Linked DNA regions of Homo sapiens: region 2 is linked to region 1. Evidence: chromatin contacts called from ENCODE Hi-C or POLR2A ChIA-PET data. All regions are on one chromosome and are shown on one strand. The core of a region is the stretch at or near the end of the contact, and the rest is flanking DNA. Distances in the headings are between cores, read along the strand shown. Region 1 holds the start of ANKHD1-DT (ANKHD1 divergent transcript). Region 2 holds the start of NR3C1 (nuclear receptor subfamily 3 group C member 1).

Evidence for each region. Hi-C counts contacts between places; a loop is a spot of excess contacts on that map. ChIA-PET counts read pairs that join two places held with the same protein, here RNA polymerase II (POLR2A). Pooled maps may share reads with other maps.
Region 2: a loop to region 1 is called in a map of CD8-positive, alpha-beta T cell, with 10 times the contacts of the local background. The contact joins the promoter of NR3C1 here to the promoter of ANKHD1-DT in region 1. A Hi-C loop is called at or near these places in 1 of 168 maps with a recorded cell type or tissue (CD8-positive, alpha-beta T cell) and 8 of 50 pooled maps. POLR2A ChIA-PET finds 5 or more read pairs at or near these places in 1 of 52 experiments (Panc1).

What each region holds. Positions count from the first base shown.
Region 1 is chr5:140,400,131-140,406,902 of GRCh38, reverse strand. It overlaps ANKHD1-DT (ANKHD1 divergent transcript), which reads left to right and starts at 5,502. Exons shown (of 2, transcript NR_186045.1): 1 at 5,502-5,792. ANKHD1-EIF4EBP3 (ANKHD1-EIF4EBP3 readthrough) reads right to left here and starts at 5,070. Exons shown (of 36, transcript NM_020690.6): 1 at 4,630-5,070. The coding sequence starts at 4,935. ANKHD1 (ankyrin repeat and KH domain containing 1) reads right to left here and starts at 5,070. Exons shown (of 34, transcript NM_017747.3): 1 at 4,630-5,070. The coding sequence starts at 4,935. RefSeq lists enhancers at 1-262, 4,867-5,756, 5,947-5,996, 6,087-6,236, 6,327-6,476.
Region 2 is chr5:143,398,455-143,405,509 of GRCh38, reverse strand. It overlaps NR3C1 (nuclear receptor subfamily 3 group C member 1), which reads left to right and starts at 1,824. Exons shown (of 9, transcript NM_000176.3): 1 at 1,824-2,299; 2 at 4,658-5,854. The coding sequence starts at 4,671. It overlaps LOC128966704, which reads left to right. Exons shown (of 2, transcript XM_054328421.1): 1 at 1-176; 2 at 594-844. The coding sequence ends at 624. RefSeq lists enhancers at 1-155, 1-228, 629-768, 809-878, 156-923 and 1 more and silencers at 929-2,198, 2,439-2,518, 2,729-2,828, 6,406-6,475.

The DNA of each region.
Region 1 (6,772 bases), core at 4,253-6,752:
GAAACATGCTAAGAATGCCTGAAGAAATACGAAGCAGGTATTTACCCCAATGTTTAAAATAACAAAAGGGCCAGGTGGGTGACTCACGGCTGTAATCCCAGCACTTTGGGAGACCTAGGCGAGCAGATCACCTGAGGTCAGGAGTTCGAGACCAGCCTGGCCAATATGGTGAAACCCCCATTTCTGCTAAAGATAGAAAAATTAGCCAGGCATGGTGGCACGCACTTGTAATCTCACTACTGAGGCAGGAGAATCACTTGAATGCAGGAAGCAGAGGTTGCAGTGAGCTAAGATCGTGCCAGCCTGGGCGACAAGACTCCATCTCAAAAAAAAAAAAAAAATGTACTGAAAGATGTGAGTCCATTCCTCTAACCAAAAGGTCTTTTGCTTGGCCAGCAAGAAAGAGTAGCTTGTTTTTTCTCAGCTCTTGGCTCTGATATTAAATATAAAGAGGTCCTTAGAGGGTCTACTCCTCTGTACACAAAATGTAGAAGACCAACTAATTCTAGAGCAAAAATACTAGGGCTCCACATTTCTTATTTCTCACCTAATCCTGCCCCATTAGAGCAACAAGACAAACTTCACTCCCAAACTACACACCAATTCATCATCTTTTTGGATGTCTAGGTACTTGTTTCTAAAATAATTTATTTTTTTTTTTTTTTGAGACAGAGTCTCTCTCTGTCACCCTGCCTGGAGGGCAGTGGCGTGATCTCGGCTCACTGCAACCTCTGCCTCCTGGGTTCAAGCGATTCTCCTCCCTCAGCCTCCTGAGTAACTCAGATTACAGGCGCCCTCCACCAAGCCCGGCTAATTTTTTGTTTTAATAGAGACAGAATTTTGCCATGTTGGCCAGGCTGGTCTCTAACTCCTGACCTCAGCTGATCCACCCGCCTTGGCCTCCCAAAGTGCTGTGATTACAGGCGTGAGCCACCATGCCCGGTGGTTATAAATATTTAGGAAAAATGAAGGCCAGGCATGGTGGCTCACACCTGTAATCCCAACACTTTGGGAGACCAAGGTGGGAGAATCACTTGAGGCCAGAAGTTTGAGACCAGCCTGGCCAACGTGACAAAACGCTGTCTCTACCAAAAATATAAAAATTACCTGGGAGTGGTGGTGGATATCTGTAATCCCAGCTACTCAGGAGGGTGAGACAGAAGAATCGCTTGAACCCAGGAGGCGGAGGTTGCAGTGAGCCAAGATCGTGCCACTGCACTCCAGCCTGGGTGACAGAATGAGACCCTGTCTCAAAAAAATAAATAAAAATAAACAAAATATTTAGGAAAGATGAGACGGAGGATTTTAGTATTATTCATCAAATGCCAATTACATGAGTATTTTTTGAAGAACACTGTTACCTTTTCACACTGAAAATTCAAAGGCAATAATAATAAAAGAAGACAGCTCATCTTGTCAGACAGAAAAAGAAAAGGGAAAATTTTTGCTTGGCCAAAACAGGTCATTTTATTCACAAAGGCACAGACTATACTCTACCACACATACTATAAAGACTAGATACTCCAAGAATTTCCTCTCTATGTGATATGGGAGAAACAGGACCCAAAAAAAATTTCCTGCTTACACAGATTAAGAAAGCATCTATACACCCACTAAGCATCATCTTAGATTAGGCTAAAGTGGGTATCCTAGAAACTTCCATTCCAAAAATGAGGTCTACATGTACTCTTAACCTGTAAATCCTTTTAGGCACAGAAAACATAAGTAAACAGGAGAATATGGGGCTCTTCTAACATTAGGCACCACTAAGTGGGTGTAGGAATCACCAACACATGACTTCTACAATAAGCTTCAAAAATACAAAAGGCATGGATTCTGCCCATAGCTTTAATTACATGGTATGGAGACTCCAAAGACCATTACACATACACACACACACACACACACACACACACACACACACACACACACACAGACATGCACAGTCAGAAAGAGAGAGAGACAAATTTATGACTTTGGGGGCAAACTAGTGCTCTACCTGTGAAGAAATTTAAGACTATTACTTATAAAAAAGCAAATGGTTGCCAGGCACAGTAGCGTGTGCCTATAGTCCCAGCTACTTAGGAGGCTGAGGTAGGAGGACCACCCGAGCCCAGGAGTTTGAGGCTAGCCTGGACAACATAGCAAAACCTGTCTCAAAAAAAAAAAAAAAATTAAGGCCGGGCGTGGTGGCTCATGCCTGTAATCCCAGCACTCTGAGAGGGCGATCACCTGAGGTCAGGAGTTTGAGACCCACCTGGCCAACATGGTAAAACCTCGTCTCTACTAAAAATACAAAAAAATTAGCCAGTCGTGGTAGCAGGCACCTGGAATCCCAGTTACTAGGGAGGCTGAGGCAGGAAAATAGCTTGAACCTGGGAGACGGGGGTTGCAGTGAGCCAAGATCGAGCCACCGCACTCCAGCCTGGGTGACAAGAGCAAGACACAGTCTCAAAAAAAACAAAAAAAACAAAAAATTAAAATTAAAAAAAAAGGCAAATGAGTGACCTTTCATCTCACCCATGACAATTATGTAAAAATGGTCAAGAAAATCAAGGTCCCCTTTTTCTATCACATTTAGACCAAAGCAAACTCTTTCAGATTCTCATTTACAAGTTTCATAGAAAATAAGCTCTAATCTTTAGTCTAAGGATATCCCCCACACTTCATTTCCTAGCTAAAAAGTACTGTGTTCTAGCTTAATCTCTCACGTTTCACTGAAAGGATAAAATAAAGCCTTCCACAAGACCAAGAGCAGGGATACTCCAGAGTCTCTCCCCATAACTGCCTACTCAAATAAAACATTTCTCTCACCTTGGCTTAGAAGTTATTTCCCTTACCGTGAAATTCAAAGACGTAGACATTCAAGGGACTACCCGCCTTATAACCCACACACTTTTTTTTCCAAAGCAAAATGTTAGGGTCAGAATGTACTAAGGTTTTAAATATTAAATAAAACCCTGTTCAGACCTAGAATGATAAGACAGTATACTAACTGCAGTCTGTAACCCACAAATAATTTCTCCTTATTCCTCTCAAATCCAAGAGCCGGGATTGTTAGTACACACAGAGAAATTCCTGTACTTTAACACCAAGACCAGAGGTTAAAATAACTGGTCACAGGTGACAACTCAGGCACCTCAGAACCAAAATAGAAGAAATACTCTGAGCACTTAAAACAATCACGGTACAGTACTCTACGCAAGCCACAGTCAACAGAAAAAAGTATACACATAAAATACCGCCCCTTGGGATCACAAGGTCAGGAGATCGAGACCATCCTGGACATGGTGAAACCCTGTCTTTACTAAAAAATACAAAATATTAGCCGGGAGTGGTGGCACGCGCCTGTAGTCCCAGCTACTCAGGAGGCTAAGGCAGGGGAATCGCTTGAACCCAGGAGGCGGAGGTTGCAGTGTGCCGAGATCGCGCCACTGCACTCCAGCCTGGCGACAGAGCGAAACTCCATCTCAAAAAACAAAAACAAAACCCGCCCCTTTTTCCCCAGAACCCAAAAGAAGTTAATGCCTACCATCCCAGGTTGCTCAGACCTAAAAATGTGTACACATTAGAGTACACACAGAAGAGTTAAAGAAATGAAGGACTTCACTGCAAAGGCAGAGTGAAGGTGTCCAGCCGGGCACGGTGGCTCATACCTGTAATCCCAGCACTTTGGGAGGCCGAGGCGGGCGGATCACCTGAGGTCAGGAGTTCGAGACCAGCCTGACCAACATGGTGAAACCCCGTATCTAATAAAAATACAAAATTAGTCGGGCGTGGTGGCGCACGCCTGTAATCCCAGCTACTCGGGAGGCTGAGGCAGGAGAATCGCTTGAACCCGGGAGGCGGAGGTTGCAGTGAGCTGAGATCACGTGTATTCTAGCGTGGACAACAAGAGCGAAACTCCATCTCAAAAAAAAAAAAAAAAAAAAAAAAAAGAAGAGGTTTCCACAGGTTGCCCCACTTTCTCCAAGCCTAAAACCTCCGAGTTCAGCTACCCAGCTATTCCGAAGCTCAGGGATGCCCTGGAACTTCCTTTTCCTGTCTAACTTCACAAAAGGTCCCAGAAGGAGGAGTCACGTGATTTTTCAGGGTAAAAGCCGAGAGATCCCTAATACTCAAACCTGTCTCAAACTGAAGAGGGAGAATAAGAACCGTCCTTAAGCACACAGGTAAGACACACACAAGGCAGAAGGCAAATAAACGTATCCCTCAACTCTGAGGAGAGGCAAAGAAGAGAAACGATCTTTGCACCAGCTCTGTCTCTGTCTCTGTTTGTCTCTCTCAGTACCAAGGGCAGGGACTCTGGCAAGACCCCGCCCCCCACCCCCAACTCCAAAGCAGGGTGGGCGGGAGGCAGCCTGAGGAGTCCCTGTTCCCGCGCGAAGCTCAGAGACCAAAGGACTCCCTATTGTGGGTCTACGAATGGTGACGGGAACCTGTCCCGCTCGAGCTAAAGAGTAAGCCGAGGGCTCACTAGGCCCTCACCGCGGCCACCGCCGCCATGGAGCCGACCGCTGTCACAGAAGGGCTCCACCAGGGAAGCGGGAGGATGGCCCCGGCCCAGAGCCTACCCAAAGAGAATTCACGCCTCACAATGTGTGGGAGGCGAGGGTCCCGGAGCCTTACCTCGGACACTTCGTCCTCGTCACTGCCAGAGGCACCACCTCCACCCCCGGTCCTCAGCACGGCAGCCGCCAACTTGAAATCCAGCGCCGCGTCCCCTCCGCCCGTACCGCTGCCGCTGCCGCCGCCGCCGCTGCTGCCGACTCCCGACGCTGGCCCGGCCTCCCCAAAGAGCCTCACGGTGCGGATCCCCAGACCGACCCCTCCCGGCGGAGGCGGCTCCGAGGCCCCAGCTGGGGCGGATCGCGGAGCCACAGAGTCCAGGTCCTCCTCAAAGGAGGTGCCGCCGCCTCCGCTATCAGTCAGCATTGTTCGCACCCGGAGCCGGAGACGGTGCCGACCCACTCGCGGTCACCGCCGCCGCTGATCTCGGGAACGAGAAGAGCAGCAAGAGGAAGAAGCGTCTCCTTTCCCCCGTCCCAGCAGCGCCACTAACTTCTCACTGCCTAACCTGCTGCCTCCCGCCCCCTCGACTCGCCACTGGCTGCAATACCCTGGCGGCTGCAGATCATTGGCCAAAGTGACCCGTCGCTCAGGCTCTTCGTCACGCGCCGCTCGCTGGCTCGCAGCCGCCAAGCTGCGTTGACCCGCGCAGGCCTAGGCGGTTGCGAACACCCGCCTCCCACTCTTCACCAGCTGACTTCCGCTCTTTTCCTATGTCTATTGGCCAACCCGCCTGACTATCGCGTCACGACCTTAAAGTGGATTAGTTGGCCTTGTGGTCAGTCATAGTGACCCCGAACAATGGGAGAATTCATTGGCGCCATAAAGTGTCGGTCACTTTGTCGCGGGACGTCGCGTGGTACAATTGGCCTGTGGGAGTACCATTGATCCCGCCCTCATCTGAGGTGACGGGAAAGGGCCGGGAAATTTCCACTTCTGAATAAAATGACTGCTGAAGTGATGACCCGCAAGAATTGGTCAAATTTGGAGTAGACTTCACCCTGCGCTTGGTGAAACTTCTACGTCAAGGATGCAAGAGGCGCCGAAGTAACGCAGCTCCCACCTGTCGCTCTCCGCTGGGCGCCGAGACTATGGCCGGAGAATAGCTGCACCGGGATTGGAGAAAGGAAGCCATCAGTCTTAGGAAGGCTCCACCTTCCTGCCATTGCCTGGTTGGAGGAGCGTAGCGTCAGTCACTAGAGCAGTCACCACCTCTGGGACAGGTGAAGATGTGTAACCTATTTGCCGGGGGCTATTTGGGAGGGAATAGAGGACGGGGAGCGATGAGGGGACAGTCGAGGGGCAAGGCCGATCTCGCTTCGCGCCTCCCGCCTTTCTGAGTTGAGCCTAGCGCGCGGGTCTGAGGGACATCCGGGGAGCTGCTTGGGATGGCCGCCTTGGGGAGACTCGACCCGCCCGCCAGGACCCGGCCGCGCGCCGCAGTTCGGGCGCCTTCGGGCAGGATCGCCCAGCGGGGCCGCGTTCTCCTGCTTGCGGACGGCTGCGGGCCTGAGGGCTGGACAGCGCCATGCCTCAGTACCGGGAACTGTCCCACGTAGGAAGGTGGGAATGCCGCGAACGGCGTGCGGAATCCGACCTCAAGGTGGAACGGGGTGGTGAAGAGTGCATGCTCCGAGGCAGTTTCGAGTTCTGGTGCTGCCACTTACTTGCTGCCTGACTTCGGCGCGTTTGCTGTTTCATTTTTGTGACTTTCAACTCGCTCCTCTGTGAAATGGGAGTAATATTAGTACCTTCCTCATTGGGTTGTTGTTATGAATAAATTAGATGATAATATAGCGCTTAGCAAAGTCCCAAACTTACAGGAAAGACTCATTTTTGCTAGTTATTGTCTCCTCTTCCTTCAGGAACTCTCTGCTCGCCCCTGGGTCCTGCCAGCCCAACTAATTCTAGTTCTAATCAGATCTGTGTGGTGCAAAACAAGGCTAGCTGTGGTGGTCTTCCCTCCTCTAAGGAGATCTCTTCCTCCCTATATGCATCTCTCTATCTCTGTCTTTATCTTGTCAGTAAAGAGGGGGGTTAAAAATATTCAGATTCTATAGCGGGCGCCGTGGCTCACGCCTGTAATCCCAACACTATGGGATGTTGAGGCGGGCGGATCATTTGAACCCAGTAGTTCGAGCCCAGCCTAGGCAACATGGTGAAATCCCGTCTTTACCAAAAATACAAAAATTGGGCTCGGCGC
Region 2 (7,055 bases), core at 575-3,074, 3.0 Mb before region 1:
GGACGGCTTAGGCTACCCGCGATCGCGAACCTTTGCCAAGATGGTGGCCGCGGGGACGGGCTGGCGACACTGTACCCTACCAAGATGGCGGCGGGCGGCTTCCGGGACGCGCTTCCCCAATCGTCTTCAAGATGTCAGAGCAGGGGGAGCCGCCGTCAGTCTGAGCGCGGCGGGAGGTGAGAGAGTGGCTGTGGCCGAGCGCCCGAGCAGGATTAGGTGGAGCTGCGGCAGCCCCCGCCCGTGTCAGGAGCTGGCAAGCGATGTCACCTGTGGGGGCGCAAAAGTTACCTCCCCAAACCCTAAACCCACACAGCACAACCTTTCCCAGAGTCACAAAAATCATAATCTGTGCCGCACAAGGTAGGAGGCTCGGTCCCGGCATCGTCCAAGCCTTCCCGACGCGGCGAGCTGGGGAAGGGAGCTGGGGCGGGGGCTTCCCGCACGGGCACCCCTCGCCCCACGGCCCTCTCCTTTCTCAGGACGGACCACGAGTTCCCTTCCCCTTGGACTGAGGGGGAAGCTCCTAACAGGAACATCTGTAGGGAGTTGAACGCTGGCATTTTAAAGCTGCCTGTATTTTGTTTTATTTGTAGGGGCAGGGGTCCTATGAACGTGATAGGGTGAGCAACGCACAGAGTCGAGGGCAGCAAATGTCAAGATTCGGGGGTGGGGCCTGCACCGGGAACTTGGACGCGGGCCCTGGCCGGGGTGGAAGAAGAGGTCAGGAGTTTCGGAAGGGGGGCTATATTTCGCCAGCAACTTACTATTTCGCCTGCAACTTGCTTTTAAGCCTGCCGCCCCCTGCTTTCCTTAATCATAATAATAAAAAAAAAGTGCAAAGAAATCCAGCTCGCTGGAGGTTTTGCATTTGGCGTGCAACTTCCTTCGAGTGTGAGCACATTGGGCGGGAGGGGTGGGGGTTGAACTTGGCAGGCGGCGCCTCCTTCTGCCGCCGCCGCCGCCTCGCAGACTCGGGGAAGAGGGTGGGGGACGGTCGGGGCGCGGGGGAGGGTGGGTTCTGCTTTGCAACTTCTCTCCCAGTGCGAGAGCGCGGCGGCGGCAGCTGAAGACCCGGCCGCCCAGATGATGCGGTGGTGGGGGACCTGCCGGCACGCGACTCCCCCCGGGCCCAAAGTACGTATGCGCCGACCCCCGCTATCCCGTCCCTTCCCTGAAGCCTCCCCAGAGGGCGTGTCAGGCCGCCCGGCCCCGAGCGCGGCCGAGACGCTGCGGCACCGTTTCCGTGCAACCCCGTAGCCCCTTTCGAAGTGACACACTTCACGCAACTCGGCCCGGCGGCGGCGGCGCGGGCCACTCACGCAGCTCAGCCGCGGGAGGCGCCCCGGCTCTTGTGGCCCGCCCGCTGTCACCCGCAGGGGCACTGGCGGCGCTTGCCGCCAAGGGGCAGAGCGAGCTCCCGAGTGGGTCTGGAGCCGCGGAGCTGGGCGGGGGCGGGAAGGAGGTAGCGAGAAAAGAAACTGGAGAAACTCGGTGGCCCTCTTAACGCCGCCCCAGAGAGACCAGGTCGGCCCCCGCCGCTGCCGCCGCCACCCTTTTTCCTGGGGAGTTGGGGGCGGGGGGCGAAGCGCGGCGCACCGGGCGGGGCGGCCACGCCAGGGGACGCGGGCGTGCAGGCGCCGTCGGGGCCGGGGTGGCGGGGCCCGCGCGGAGGGCGTGGGGGCAGGGACCGCGGGCGCCCCTGCAGTTGCCAAGCGTCACCAACAGGTTGCATCGTTCCCCGCGGCCGCCGCGCGGCCCCTCGGGCGGGGAGCGGCCGGGGGTGGAGTGGGAGCGCGTGTGTGCGAGTGTGTGCGCGCCGTGGCGCCGCCTCCACCCGCTCCCCGCTCGGTCCCGCTCGCTCGCCCAGGCCGGGCTGCCCTTTCGCGTGTCCGCGCTCTCTTCCCTCCGCCGCCGCCTCCTCCATTTTGCGAGCTCGTGTCTGTGACGGGAGCCCGAGTCACCGCCTGCCCGTCGGGGACGGATTCTGTGGGTGGAAGGAGACGCCGCAGCCGGAGCGGCCGAAGCAGCTGGGACCGGGACGGGGCACGCGCGCCCGGAACCTCGACCCGCGGAGCCCGGCGCGGGGCGGAGGGCTGGCTTGTCAGCTGGGCAATGGGAGACTTTCTTAAATAGGGGCTCTCCCCCCACCCATGGAGAAAGGGGCGGCTGTTTACTTCCTTTTTTTAGAAAAAAAAAATATATTTCCCTCCTGCTCCTTCTGCGTTCACAAGCTAAGTTGTTTATCTCGGCTGCGGCGGGAACTGCGGACGGTGGCGGGCGAGCGGCTCCTCTGCCAGAGGTAAGAAGCGAGGCGGGAGGGGGCCGGGGCGCGCTCGCTCCCCCGAGGTGCCGCTGGGACCGGAGACAACTCGGGGGCCGCCGCGGGAGCCTACAAACTTTTATTAGCCTCGGGGAGTGGGGGTGGGGGGCTGGCAAGGGCCGGGCGACGGTGACGAAAGGGCAGCGCGCGGGTGACAGCGCTGGCCTCTTCCTCTCCCTCCGCAGGCGTCCCCTGGCCGGGCCGAGGGGGAGGAACCTGACCTCGGACGGCGAGCGGAGCCCTGTCGAACTGCCGGGGGCTTCGAGCCTCTCATTCCTCGCGGGAATCCTGGCCTCTTTTCTCCCCCTAGTGTCCCCTTTCCCTCCAAGGGGGTCGCCCGACACCCGTTTTCGTGGTGAACGCTAAGCCGCGTCTGAATTTTACTCGCCCGAATATTTGCACGCCACCCCGGCGCGCCCGAGCGCGAGCCCGGGCTCCGGGGAGGCCCCGGCGGCGCCTGGCTTGAGGAGGGCGTGCGGGGCGCGTGAGGGTGCACACGCGGGGGGCTGACAGCCCGCAACTTGGAGACTGCGGCCGGGGCCGGCGTTATCTGTTAGAAGTGGGCGTGTCGGAGAGAGAACTCAACAGGTCTGGACGTACTTCTCTTTTAACCTCGCACTTTTTTCTCTTCTCCACCCCCGCCCCGCAAGGGCTTGCTCTTTAGCGTTTGTTGTTAATTCGCGCCTGAGGTTTCTAAGTGGCCCCTTTTAGAAAAAGACCCCCTGTAACCGTAATGGTTTTGTGCTGCGATTTTTACAAGTGCTAGTTTGACGTTTGGGGTTGCAGACTTGATAATTGCAACCTTGTAATACCACTTAAGACCCTCTGGCATGGTTCATTAGGGCCAATTAATGTGGCTGGGTTATTTGCAACTTAAACTGGGGGATAATGTCGCTTGAGGGAGCGTTTTCGTTTTAGGAAATATTGTTTTGGTTTCGGGTTTGAAGGCAGCTGTCAAAAAAGCGGCATGGAAATTCATTGGGCTCCATTCGATACCTCGTGTTTAGAGATCGTTATCGCCTCAGATAAACGGGGCAGAGAGGTGGGGAGATAAGCAGTTTACCCTCAAGATTTGTAGTGGCAAGTCCACACCCCTCTCTCTACCTTCATATTCACTTTTCAGTGAGGGCCAGTGACATTTATGCTGCCTAACGTCATCGCATAGGAAAAGTTACCTTTTATTGGACGGGATTTGACTATAGTGTCCCAAATGCGCTTCTCCGTCTTAGCCCATCTCTTAAAACACCCTGATTAACGATATACTAACAGTCTTACTCTCTTGAGAATAGGCTGAGAATTGGGATAGGTGAAGGTTTGGATAGGTGAAGGCAGAGAAAATTATTTTGAACATTTTACTGGATACAGTTGTACCTGAATTTATATGAATGTGATTTTACGGTTCTGTGTTTTTCCATTTTTCAGTACTTCGATATTTGTTTGGAAAGGAAAGAACTTAGAGATGTAATAGCATTTCATATTGAGGATCTCAAGCAATGTAAACAAATGTAGCTTAATCTAGATGTTTTTGTGAGTTATGATAAGGGTCAGCTATATTTAAGTTATGTAAGCTAACAACGTAGTGAGAAACTACTACACCTTCTCTTCTGCTCTTTAAAATCTAAATTTTAGTTGGCCTATATAAAGTGTATCTCATTTCATATATCCAAAATTTGGAGGTAGGCACATCCAGTCAGAAGTATGGGTTAAAAAGCCTTTTCCCAGCCTGTCGGAAGATAAGCAGATCAGCATTGTTTATTTTTCAAAGAAAACGTGCATGGTTCACCAGTTGGTTGTACTCAAAGGTTTGGATGTGTGACTAGCTGGTAGGAGGGAAATTTGGAAGTAATTAGGGATTGAGAATTCTAGCATAGTATTTATCAAATGTTATATGTATTGGTTCTCAGAAAAGCAAACAGCCGTGATTGAAAAGAGGTAGGAATTTTAATGATCACACTTCCTTTTTTTGAAATTAAATACTTTGACATCAACTTGAACCTTCAGAATAATCAGATGTAATGAATTATAATGTCTGTGATTAACAAAGCTACACGTTCAGTGAGCGGCAGGATGAATAGCCAAGCTTAGTTCGATACACTTTTGCCCTCAGCTGTGCAAATGGATTGCATTGTACTTTTAAATGTGGCATGCTGAATGGGAGCAGGGGACATGGCTTTTTATTCTGGAAGATAGAAACTACTCTTCTGGTAACAAAGAATTTGATTCGGAGTTAACTAAAAGGTTCATTTAACAAGCTGCCTCTTACTAATCGGATCAGGAAGATAATGTGACTTTAGAGCTTATGATGTTTTCCCCCCGTTTTTGTTTTTTGTTTTGTAGTTGATATTCACTGATGGACTCCAAAGAATCATTAACTCCTGGTAGAGAAGAAAACCCCAGCAGTGTGCTTGCTCAGGAGAGGGGAGATGTGATGGACTTCTATAAAACCCTAAGAGGAGGAGCTACTGTGAAGGTTTCTGCGTCTTCACCCTCACTGGCTGTCGCTTCTCAATCAGACTCCAAGCAGCGAAGACTTTTGGTTGATTTTCCAAAAGGCTCAGTAAGCAATGCGCAGCAGCCAGATCTGTCCAAAGCAGTTTCACTCTCAATGGGACTGTATATGGGAGAGACAGAAACAAAAGTGATGGGAAATGACCTGGGATTCCCACAGCAGGGCCAAATCAGCCTTTCCTCGGGGGAAACAGACTTAAAGCTTTTGGAAGAAAGCATTGCAAACCTCAATAGGTCGACCAGTGTTCCAGAGAACCCCAAGAGTTCAGCATCCACTGCTGTGTCTGCTGCCCCCACAGAGAAGGAGTTTCCAAAAACTCACTCTGATGTATCTTCAGAACAGCAACATTTGAAGGGCCAGACTGGCACCAACGGTGGCAATGTGAAATTGTATACCACAGACCAAAGCACCTTTGACATTTTGCAGGATTTGGAGTTTTCTTCTGGGTCCCCAGGTAAAGAGACGAATGAGAGTCCTTGGAGATCAGACCTGTTGATAGATGAAAACTGTTTGCTTTCTCCTCTGGCGGGAGAAGACGATTCATTCCTTTTGGAAGGAAACTCGAATGAGGACTGCAAGCCTCTCATTTTACCGGACACTAAACCCAAAATTAAGGATAATGGAGATCTGGTTTTGTCAAGCCCCAGTAATGTAACACTGCCCCAAGTGAAAACAGAAAAAGAAGATTTCATCGAACTCTGCACCCCTGGGGTAATTAAGCAAGAGAAACTGGGCACAGTTTACTGTCAGGCAAGCTTTCCTGGAGCAAATATAATTGGTAATAAAATGTCTGCCATTTCTGTTCATGGTGTGAGTACCTCTGGAGGACAGATGTACCACTATGACATGAATACAGCATCCCTTTCTCAACAGCAGGATCAGAAGCCTATTTTTAATGTCATTCCACCAATTCCCGTTGGTTCCGAAAATTGGAATAGGTGCCAAGGATCTGGAGATGACAACTTGACTTCTCTGGGGACTCTGAACTTCCCTGGTCGAACAGTTTTTTCTAATGGCTATTCAAGGTAAGATCAGTGTTTTTCTGTTTCTTAAGAATGGTACATTTAAGGTAGATTAATAGATGTAAATCTTCATTGATTTATATGTGTTCTCTAAAGATTCATGTGCTTTTTTATATGAATAAGTTTAAGTGGCCTTTTGAAAGTAGGAAAGGTAGACAACCTAAGTGACATCTGTACGTAACCATTTCAGGTTTTTTCCTTAAATAGTGGTTTTCAGTATCCCATTGGCCAACGGTGAGGATTTTATTTAACATTTTTAAAATAATGTTGCTCATTAACAGATATCTTAACGAAAAATTATATAAATTCAGGAGAGTATAATGTCTCATAATATCATATTGTGTTGTGCATGGTCATTCAGCTGTTTTAGAATATGTTCTTATATTACAATAAATGATACCCTTACTTACATAGTCAAAAGTTGTGCTGCCTTATTTGTAAATTCGTTAAGTGTTAGCTTGAGATTAAAGAGTTAAAAGCAGAAGTACTAACAAAGAGCCCTATTCTTCAAACTGAATCTTCTGTTAAAGAATTTGAGTTTTGAAGTTGCTAAAGCAATGCAGTGAACAGTGTACCAGACCATAGTATTAGACACAGGTCTTGCTCACAGGGTTCTTGCCATAAAGTAGACAAGTTATGTCTGCTGATCAATCTCTTTAAGAGAGGAATTGGTGTCAACATGGTGCAAAACAAAATTTTACGTTCAAATGTTCCTGCAAGTTCTCAAGTAGATAACTGATGGCCAAAATTGTTAAGCTTCAATTTTCAGCTTTCGTTTGATTTTTCTCTTTTTTTTACTCAGTCGTTTATAAGCATACTGATATTTTTGTCTGACCCAAAAAGGTCAGAAAATGGAATTATCAGAAAAAAGTTCTAAATGTAGATATACGTGTTGGTAGGGGTGAATTTCTCTACCCCGTAACCTCATCCCCAATTCAGATAAATGCTAGGTTTTATATCCATTTTAGTTGTGAAGGAAAATATAAAAATGTGGATTGTAGTGACACAAGATTGATTAATCAGCGGGTTTTTTTAAAAGAAGACATGGTAGACAGTGATTTATTTGTATGTAACTATTGAAGTTTTTTCTTAAATGTTAGTGATATTCATCGTTCCCATTAACTAGTTATTCAGATTTTTGAAAATCCTTTTTCTGTGAAAGCTATCCTAACCTGGAGGATGTCTCTTTTCTTTCCTCTGTACT